2 separate regions of the Mus musculus genome follow, and region 2 is linked to region 1. The links are chromatin loops, found by intact Hi-C in ENCODE. Cell type or tissue: left cerebral cortex. All regions are shown on one strand. Region 1 overlaps Setdb1 (SET domain, bifurcated 1). Region 2 overlaps Rprd2 (regulation of nuclear pre-mRNA domain containing 2).

Region 1 (5,000 bases):
CAACATAGAAGACAAAAGAAAAGGCTTTGGAAAAACAGTCAGCAATGGATGCCCTACAGGTTACCTTTGCTCAGTCCTTCCTCCAGCCTGAACACACATACCAACAGTCTGGATGGCAATAAGGGTGCCTTTGTGCCATGTCTTAGTCCTCTTCTTGCCCAGAATCCGCATGCTGACTATCAGGTCCCCATCTTTGCTCAGTTCTCCAGACACCTGACCCAAGGTTCCTATAAACAAGAGTTGTTATAAAGAGTGATTTGAGTGGTTGGATGGAGAAAGGTAAGGTCAAGAGGACAGTAAGGTAGGATGGGCTGTAGCTCAGCTGCTGGACTGCCTGCCTAGCAAGCACAATGCCCTGGATTTGAACCTCAGCACTGCATACACCTGGCATAATAGCTCATGCCTGTAATCTCAAGTTCTCAGAGAAGACAAGAGGATCAAAAGTTTACAGTCATCCTCAGTAACACAGAAAATTCAAGGCCAGCCTAGGATATAGAAGATACTATCTCAAAAACAGAAGGTGGTGTAGAAACAGAGGAAACTGAAATTCTGTGACCATTAGCAACTCTTGCTAAACTCTTGGATAGAGGCAGAAGCACAAGACAATCCACTGTTTATGCTAACAGGAGAAATGAATACAGAACTTTAGCACATTTCTAACTCCTTTGGCATAGTCTACCAGCCTATGCCACGAACGACTATCGACAACTCCTTATTGACAGCAACAGTATCAACAGTTAACAGCCTGAGCCACCGCATCAATCAATAACTCTCAGACTGACTGTGGACATAAAATTAATGTTAAAAAGAGACTGACAAGTCAGAGCCGGGCGGTGGTGGCACAGGCCTTTAATCCCAACACTTGGGAGGTAGAGGCAGGCAGATTTCTGAGTTCAAGGCCAGCCTGGTCTACAGAGTGAGTTCCAGGACAGCCAGGACTATACAGAGAAATCCTGCCTCGAAAAACAAACAAACAAAAACCCACCACCAACAAAAAAAGAGACTGACAAGTCAAACAGCATTCTGAGATGGAAAGCTGACTGTCAGTAACATTCCAGAAAGAACTCACCTCTCACCTATGCAGGCACTTCTCACACTAACCTTTATGTAGATCTTGAGAACTGCTTTTCTTGTTGACAGCATCCATGAACTTCTGGACATCTTGAGCTGATTTTCTTAAGGCAGCCATAGCTTCACGAAGCTGTAGGAAAATAGAAGGGAAAAAAACCCTGAGTATTATGAGTTAGACAGCTCTTGTCTAACATGCATAGGGACCCATGGTTTAGATCCCAATGCTGCAAATAAGTAAAGCCAAAACAAATCAACAATAACAACAAAACACGATAAAGAACACTGCCTGTGAAGAACTTGTCTTCAATAATTAAAATAGATTCAACTGTATTAAAAGGCCAGACAGAGGCAACTTCTCAATTTTTCTGCATTCTTGCAATATCTACAAGATGACTGTAATGAATGGGACTTATTATATGGTGAATACATTGAAACTAAACTGAATGTATGCTTAGGCTAAAATTCATTACTACTTTCTTTTTTTTTTTAAAGATTTATTTATTTATTATATGTAAGTACACTGTAGCTGTCTTCAGACACTCCAGAAGAGGGCGCCAGATCTCATTATGGATGGTTGTGAGCCATCATGTGGTTGCCGGGAATTGAACTCAGGACCTTCGGAAGAGCAGTCAGTGCTCTTAACCGCTGAGCCATCTCTCCAGGCCCTCATTACTACTTTCAAAAGCTTTTTCATTATATGCACATTGATGTTCATCTGCATATAGTCTATATGAGAGTGCTGGATACGCTGAAACTGGAGTCACACAGTTGTGAGCTGCCATGTGGGTGCTGGGAATTGAACCTTAGTCTCTGGAAGATCAGCCAGTGCTTATCTTAACCATGGAGCCATCTCTCCAGCACTGTTGTTTTTTGTTTTAAAGACAGGGTTATCTATATTCCAAGCCTTCAAAGGTATGAAGCCGAGGATGAGCCTGAACTTCTGATCTTTCTGCCTCCATCTCTTCTGAGTGCTGGGATAACAGGCATGCATCACCAGAAAACCTCTGGTATAGTGGTGAACTAAGCCCAAAGATTGCTGAATGCTAGGTAAACACCCCAAATGACCAACATTGATAGTCCATCAAATTCATTCACATATGTGTATGTATATGTGTATTCACATATATGTATATGTATGTGTGTGTATGAAACAACTGAAATTCATATGTGCCTGATGAAGTCAGGACATTAGATCCTCTGAAAGTGAACTTATGGAAGGTTATCAGTCACCATTTGGGTGTTGAGAACTGAACCCAGGTTCTTTTTAAGAGCAGTGAGTGCTCCTAAACACAGAACTACCATTCTAGCCACATATTATTATTATGAAGGTTTTGGAGACAGTTTCACTTGTAGCTCTAACTAGCCTAAAACTCCGTGTAACCCACGCTGGCCTCAAGTTCATTAAGATCCACTTGCCCCTGACTTCTCAGTGCTGAGGTTAAAGGTGTGTACTAGCATGCTCGGCTATATTATTTCTAGTTGTTATTATTATTTGGTTTTTTGAGACAAGGTCTCTCTACATGGACCTGGCTGTCCTGGAATTTACCATATACAACAGGCTGACCTTGAACTCACAGAGATCCACCTGCCTTTCCTTCCCTGGTACTAGGATTCAAGGTGTGTGCTACCAGACCTGGCTTTAACTATGTCTGATTTCTGCTTACCCATGTAAGTGAATGCCAATTGTATGTAGGTGCCTCTAGAATCCAGAAGAGGGCACTAGATACCTTGGAGATACAGGCAGCTGAAAGACTCTCAACATGGGTGCTGGAACAGAACTCAAGTCTTCTAGAAGAGCAGCATGCTCTCCTTAACTCTACCTATCCCTCCAGCCCAATTTCATGATTAACTTCCTATACCCAACCCAACTCACCTTCTGGTCTTTTGGAGTTCTGCTCCCAGCATCACCTATGAAAGAAAAGAACTTCAGTGAAAAAAAAGCTGGGCATATGAACCTAGCTACCTGAGAGACTGAGGCAGGAACATGGCACCTTCAAGACATGCTGTATCTAGAGAACAAGAGCTAGGCCTGCCTGAGCAATTTAGACCCTGTCTCAAAATAAAAAGCAAAGTAGGGCAAGAGGAGCACCATATGTTAAGGTTAGCCCGGTTTAAAGTTAAGCTGATAGCTAAGCAAGAATGCATAAGAGTCAAAATACAGAAACCAGGGACTCAAGTCAAGGATCAGAGTTCAGACGGAGTAGCTCTATTGCAGAGGATCTGGGTTTGGTTTCTAGTACACACACTGGCAGCTCACAAGCACATTCACTACACCTCAGTGGATCTGGTGCACTCTTCTAAGCTCTGAGACCAGTTATACTCACACAAACACTCCCCCACAGACAGATTTTGTTTTTTTTTTTAAAGATTTACTTATTTATTTTATGTATATGAGTACACTGTAGCTGTACAGATGGCTGTAAGCCTTCATGTGGTTGTTGGGAATTGAATTTAGGACCTCTGCTCACTCAGGTCCGTTCCGCTCGTGCTGGTCAACTCCACTCAGGTCCACTCGGTCAGGTGCACTCTGCTCATTCAGTCCCTGCTTGCTCTGGCTCAAAGATTTACTTATTTATTATAAATAAGCACACTGTAGCTGTCTGTAGACGCACCAGAAGAGGGCATCAGATCTCATTATGGGTGGTTGTGAGCCACCATGTGGTTGCTGGGATTTGAACTCAAGACCTTTGGAAGAGTAGTCAGTGCTTTTACTCACTAAGCCATCTCACCAGCCCCAGATAATGTTTTTTTATACATTAAAAAATAATAAAAATAAATCTTAAAAGAGGAAAACAACTTTTAAACCCCAAAACCAAACAAATAAGTATAAAGTTGGTGGGGGCACATTTACTGGTAACATGTATGAGTCCCTAGGTTCAATTCCCAGTACTGGAAAAGGAAGGTACTGAAACGGTTACTAAAAGGGGTCTGGAGATGAAAATCAGTAAATGCCTGCCAGTGTTTACCTCTGGATAAGTACTGAGACAGGTGGTAGTTTATCACACTTAAGGCAATTGTCATCGATTTGAAATTTGTAAAAATAATTTAATTATTCAACTTAAAATGAAACAAGGTGCTGGGCAGTGGTGGCGCATGCCTTTAATCCCAGCATTTGGGAGGCAAAGGCAGGCGGATCTCTGAGTTCGAGGCCAGCCTGGTCTACTGGTCTACAGAGTGAGTTCCAGGACAGCCAGAGCTATACAGAGAAACCCTGTCTTGAAAAACAAAACAAAACAAAACAAAAACAAAAACAAAAACAAAATGAAACAAGGCTACTAAACTTGAGCAAATGCTTATTTTCCAGAAGCATGGTGCAACAAAACTATCAATAACTACAGAAACATGGAGATTATATATATGTATATATATGTGTGTATGTGTGTGTGTGTATATATATATTTTTTTTCTTTTTGGTTTTTTGAGACAGGGTTTCTCTGTATAGCCCTGGCTGTCCTGGAACTCACTCTGTAGACCAGGCTGGCCTCAAGCTCAGAAATCCTCCTGCCTCTGCCTCCCAAGTGCTGGGATTAAAGGTGTGTGCCACCACTGCCCAGGCTATAGTTATTTTATCTTAGGAAATCATTCAAAAATTCACTTATTCTTAAAAGTTCTTATTAAGGTGCATGTAGTTCAGTGAAATGTAATCCACTGATTAGACTGTGAAACTATCACGGTACACCTACTTTCAGAACATTTTCATTAGTCCAAAACGAAACTCCATGATCATTACCCAATATTCCATTTCCCCCACTTAGGGAAGCAATGTTGGGAAAGATTGTCTTCTAGACTTGATAGGGCCCTTGGACTCTTCAACTCCCAGCCACACTGGTTATCAGCCCTTAAGACTTGTACAAGAACAAGTCAGTCGGGCTGGCAAGATGGCTCAGTGGCTAAGAGCGCCGACTGCTCTTCCAAAGGTCCCGAGTTCA
Region 2 (5,000 bases), 440 kb after region 1:
TCATAGGATTACATATTCTCCCCCCCTGGATACATCAGACTAATGACTAGCAAAGCCTTTAAGGGGAAAACAGAAATTGATCTTTAATTCTCATGTCAAACCATACTCTTAGCTATACACTTTTAGGTTCTGGAAGATAGGATCTTACTACATAACCCTGAAACTTGCTCCATAGACCAGGCTGGTCTCAAATGTGTTCCTGCCTCCTGAGTGACAGCATAAGCCTTTCACCACCACAATCAACAAGTTATATACTTTTTTCATCTATGCAGCACATGGGTGCCATAGTGTATGTGTAGAGGTCTGCTGACAACTCCTGCAGGAATCAACTCTCTCCTTTCATGTGTGTTTCAGGAAGCAAATTCAGGTTAGCAGGTTGGTGGCCCTCCCCAGTCCCTAATTATTCAAACTAATTTACAGATATAAGATTAACACTGTAATAAATCCTAACACCCTCCTGACATTTAAAAAGGAGGCTTCCAGATATCAGAACTGCGCACAGAGCGAAGCCAGCAGCAGAGGTGCTGCCAGGCTGTCTCTCCATTAGGAAAGTGGGTAAACTCTAGGCCAACTATTTCTGTTCTGGATTCCCAATGTACACCAGAGCAGAAATGAGTGTAACAGGGACCTGGCTTCAGAGGTGAGTAAATCATCTTTGGCATACTTAGCATATTCTGTAACTTACTCGAAACTCAGCAACAATCTTAGATTTGAGAGCAGCTTTTGGATTCGTGGATGCTGTTGAATGAAATTAAAATTCATTAAGAATACAGCACAAGGACTTAAGCAAATCCAGGAGAACTGAAATGTAGAGTGAAGGGTATACTCTGCAAACATACAGCAGCCATGCATACATAGTCATAATAAAATCCTGCAGGAAATTAACTATGAAATCTAACACTCCTAAATATGGCCAGTAGAAAAATAAACTACTTAGATAAGTCTAACCAACTTACCTCCAACGGACTGAGACCGAGGTAGGTACATGAAGCACCTTCTCCTAGTCTCATCAAGGGTAAGGAAATCTCAGTATCTCAGTGTAAGAGTGTTCAGGAACAAGGCAGCCAATTAATCCTGAGTACTGGCTGGAGAAGATCCTCTACAAATACCAATTCCCATCTGGTTCAATTTGGATTATATTTTAGCTGACTCAGTTCATAGCAACAAAGGTCTAAACGCATTATCACTGTGATTGAACTTTGGCCAAACTGATGGGTCCTGTTGTTCCTAAGCATGCAATGTATGACAAAAGGATGCCAGAGGACTCCCTTAACCATGGTGAGAATCACATGCTTGACGGAGCAAACATCCCAACTCTCTTGTGTCACCTCCCAATTCTCCACTGTCTTTCACCTTCATCCCTCCAAACCTTCCAGTTTCTCCACATTCCTCAGTTTGCCCACAACAGTCTATCGCATGCAGCATTCCGCTCCCTTGATATCATGCTGGGCAAATGGGACAAACACAACAGGAGCTCCAGATAGAGAATGTTTCTGGCCAAAATTGGAGGCCCATGTCTAATGTGGTAGTGTCCCCAAATCTGCAGGCTTTCATGGCTCCCAGAGAAACGCTTCTTAATGCCTAGTCTCCTCTTCCGCTCTGTGGTGCAATGCCAGCTGCCTCTAATTTCACAAATCTTTGAATGTGGGAATTGCCTGGGTACTAGGAAGTATTTTTTTTTCTTCTTTCAATACCCCAACTACTCCTGGATCTTCACTCAATTAAACCCTTTTCTGTATTTCCTTTAATAGTAGTTTTTTTTTTTTTTTTTTTTTAAAAAAAGAAGTAACTTCATGCTGGCTTGATTAGTCTAAGTCACTGGGAGCCTCCCAGGCCTGGGAAACACAAGCTTGCCCATGGTTTAGGCCAGGTACGATGTCAAATGGTCTACATTTTCTTCTGCTCCAAAAGGAGGAGGTAATTTTATGTTAGTTGAGATTTTGTTCCTTACTTTGTGATTTCTTCCACTGCTTATTCGGTTGTTTGTTCAGATTTTCTTTCAGCTGCTTCTGAGTTTTGAAAGTGGTACCTGGAAAACATTGCAGTTTTTGCAGTCTGGCATTATGGGAAGCTGCTCTGTCCACTTCAGTGCCAAAGTTGTAGCATGAAAAAATGCAATCCGTGACTCTGTAGTTTCTTTCATTTCTTTTCTTTCAGTTTTATAAAAACAAAAAACAAAACCAGAAAACACCCACCAAATCTAAGAAGCTATTAAATAAATATAAAAAATATAATTAATGAAACCTCCAACTCTGAAAAAAAAAAGGTCATATTCTAAAAATAAGTTACTTTTGAATAGAACACAAATTCATATGAAGGATTTAACAGCTTCTTAGAAGGTGTGCTTTTAAAACCAAATTCCTGGTGATGGCTTGATAATGGTCACAGTAACAATTATTATCAACTTCTATTTGGTGATTTAATTACTTAAATCTTATATGTAAGAACTAATTTACTTCCACACATACAAACACACATGCACACAAACCCAAGAATAGATATATAACTTACTGCAACTCTAAGTCAAATGGAGATTAGAGTCTACTCAAGCATGCTCACCATCAACTTAAAAGCTATGAAAATATGCCCAATCTTTCTCCAACAGTAAGCAGACAGAGCAGAATTTATTACACATAACCAATGAATACTTTGAAATACTTAACGAAAGCAAATACAGGAAGAGCCAGATGGGCATCCTCACTTAACATGTTTGCTTTAGCCAGCAGAGACAAAGATCCAACTCCCTGCACCATCCAGTTCTATTTTGAGTGCAAACATTCATACATTTATGTATTCAATTCTAAACAAGTCAATGCAGATTCTTCCACTCCCTTTAGTGTTATACAACAGAAAGGTCTATAAGTATAGACAGAACTGTAAAGACTGACTTAAATTCTTTTAGGAAAGGAACTTACTTAAAGCTTCTCTCAATGCCACAATCATGTCTTCTGGGTACACATTTCGATCTTCCCAGATTTTAAAGATTCGTTCTATAGACTTAGAGACGGATGGATCCCTGGAAGAAAAGCAAAATGTAAAAATGTTGACTTATGGGCTGGGTATGGTAGCACAAGCCTTTGTTTAATCCCAGCACATGGGAGGCAGAGGCAGGTGGATCTCTGTGAGTTCAGTATGGTCTACAAAGCAAATTCCAGGATAGCCAGGACTGATACAAAGACTCAGAAATCAAACACAACACAAAAAGTTGACTTATCCTCAAACTAGAGATTTGTTACATACTCAACAACTTACTATCACCCAAATTTCTTCTGTGTTACATATATTTTTAGTTATGAAAAACGATCTATTTATTTACTTTATGTGTTTTGTCTGCACACATACACACATTGTCACGTATGTGTCCAGTACCCAAGGAGGTCAGAAGAGGGTGATGGATGTCCCAGAACTGGGACTAGGGAAGGTTTTGAGTGTCCTATGGGCACTGGGAACCAAACCTGGGTCCTCTGGAAGATCAGCAAGTACTGAGCCAACTCTCTCGCTTTGTATAGATCTTTAAATAATTTTTCATGCATTATTTATAAGGAAAATGTCCTTATTTAATACTTTTATCAAAGACAAAAATAAGGCTACAGATATATAATAAACTTTGTGATGCTTATGAAATTCAAAGGTCTAGTCAATGGACACCATATCCCCCCGCCGGCAATCCCCCGAGTTTACTCTCCCCTCTCCTTTCCTTTCCTTTTTTCTTTTTCGAGACAAGGTCTCACTCTGTAATCCTGGCTGCTCTGGAACTCACTCTGTACATCAGGCTGTCCTGACAAACACTTTACTTGCCTTTGCCTCCCAACTGTTGTAATTATGTTTGGCATTAAAAGAAATTTAAATCAGGGGTGGGATGGTGGTGGTGCACACCTTTAGTCCCAATGCTTGGGAGGCAGAGGGAAGTGGATCTCTGAGTTCCAGATCATCCTGGTCTAAAGAGATAGTTCCAGGACAAGCAAAGCTATACAGAAAATCCTGCCTTGAAAATTCAAAATAAATAAACCAACCAACCAACCAACAAGTAAAATTTTTAAAATAAATTTTAAGGAAGATTTTGGTCAAAAAACTGAGAGCTTAGTTCTTTCCCTGGAACCCACATGGTGAAATGAGAGAACTAACTCCTGAAAGCTGTCCTCATGAGCTCCATATGCATGCTGTGGTATGGGCACACATACACTAAGTAAATGTAATAACAGATGCGCTGGCGAGCTAACTCAGCAGTTACAAGTACTCACTGTCCTTGCAGAAGACCCACATGGGGCTTACAACTGTCTGTAATTCCCGTCCTAGAGGATCTAGTCTCCACTGACACAAGTCATGCATGTGGTCTGTGTACACACACACACACACACACACACACACACACACACACACACACACACATGTATAGGCATACAATCATACACATAAAAATTTAGCCGGGCAATGGTGGCGCACGCCTTTAATCCCATCACTTGGGAGGCAGAGGCAGGTGGATTTCTGAGTTCGAGGCCAGCCTGGTCTACAGAGTGAGTTCCAGGACAGCCAGGGCTACACAGAGAGACCCTGTCTCCAAAAAATCATAAATAAATAAATAAATAAATAAATAAATAATTAAAAAAATTAGCAAATCAAAACAAAGAACAGAGAGCTGGGAAATTTCATAGTGACACAGCACTGGCCTACCAAGTATCCATACACAAGGCCCGGTTTTACATCTTCAACACCAAAACATGAATACAAAAACCAAAATAACTGCACTAGGACGAAGAAACACTAAGGTTTTCTTCCTTAAGGTTTCCTGAGCACTAACCATGAATCAGCTCCACCCTACAACACTAACTCTGAGAAACGGATGCCAGCCTCTCACTCACAGGTAGGCATGCACACACACACAAAAGAAAGGCCAATAAATCTAAAGAGAACACCTCAACACAGGAAAACAAAACAAAACAAAACAAAGAAAACAAACAAGTCAATGAGCTGGGCATGGTGGAAAGAAAAGAAAAAGGAGG

Evidence for each region. Hi-C counts contacts between places; a loop is a spot of excess contacts. Peaks named below come from ENCODE experiments on the same cell type or tissue, not always from the same donor. Only the 100,000 strongest peaks of a DNase experiment are listed, where the experiment ranks them.
Region 2: a loop joins it to region 1, with 2.1 times the contacts of the local background. A loop is called at or near these places in 3 of 42 quality-filtered maps.

Annotation. Positions count from the first base shown.
Region 1 is chr3:95,346,895-95,351,894 of GRCm38, forward strand. Setdb1 (SET domain, bifurcated 1) reads right to left here. Exons shown (of 22, transcript NM_018877.3): 4 at 2,945-2,979; 5 at 1,102-1,201; 6 at 102-227. Among named protein-coding and RNA genes, the nearest start is that of Setdb1, 7.8 kb to the right of the region's middle. In left cerebral cortex, CTCF peaks have their summits at 1,561, 1,761, 2,773 (motif pointing right) and 3,707 (motif pointing right); a DNase peak (open chromatin) is centred at 2,790.
Region 2 is chr3:95,784,369-95,789,368 of GRCm38, forward strand. Rprd2 (regulation of nuclear pre-mRNA domain containing 2) reads right to left here. Exons shown (of 11, transcript NM_001368178.1): 3 at 2,916-3,016; 4 at 1,952-2,029; 5 at 686-738. Among named protein-coding and RNA genes, the nearest start is that of Gm26361, 10 kb to the right of the region's middle. In left cerebral cortex, no CTCF peak of the experiment used is centred here; a DNase peak (open chromatin) is centred at 2,704.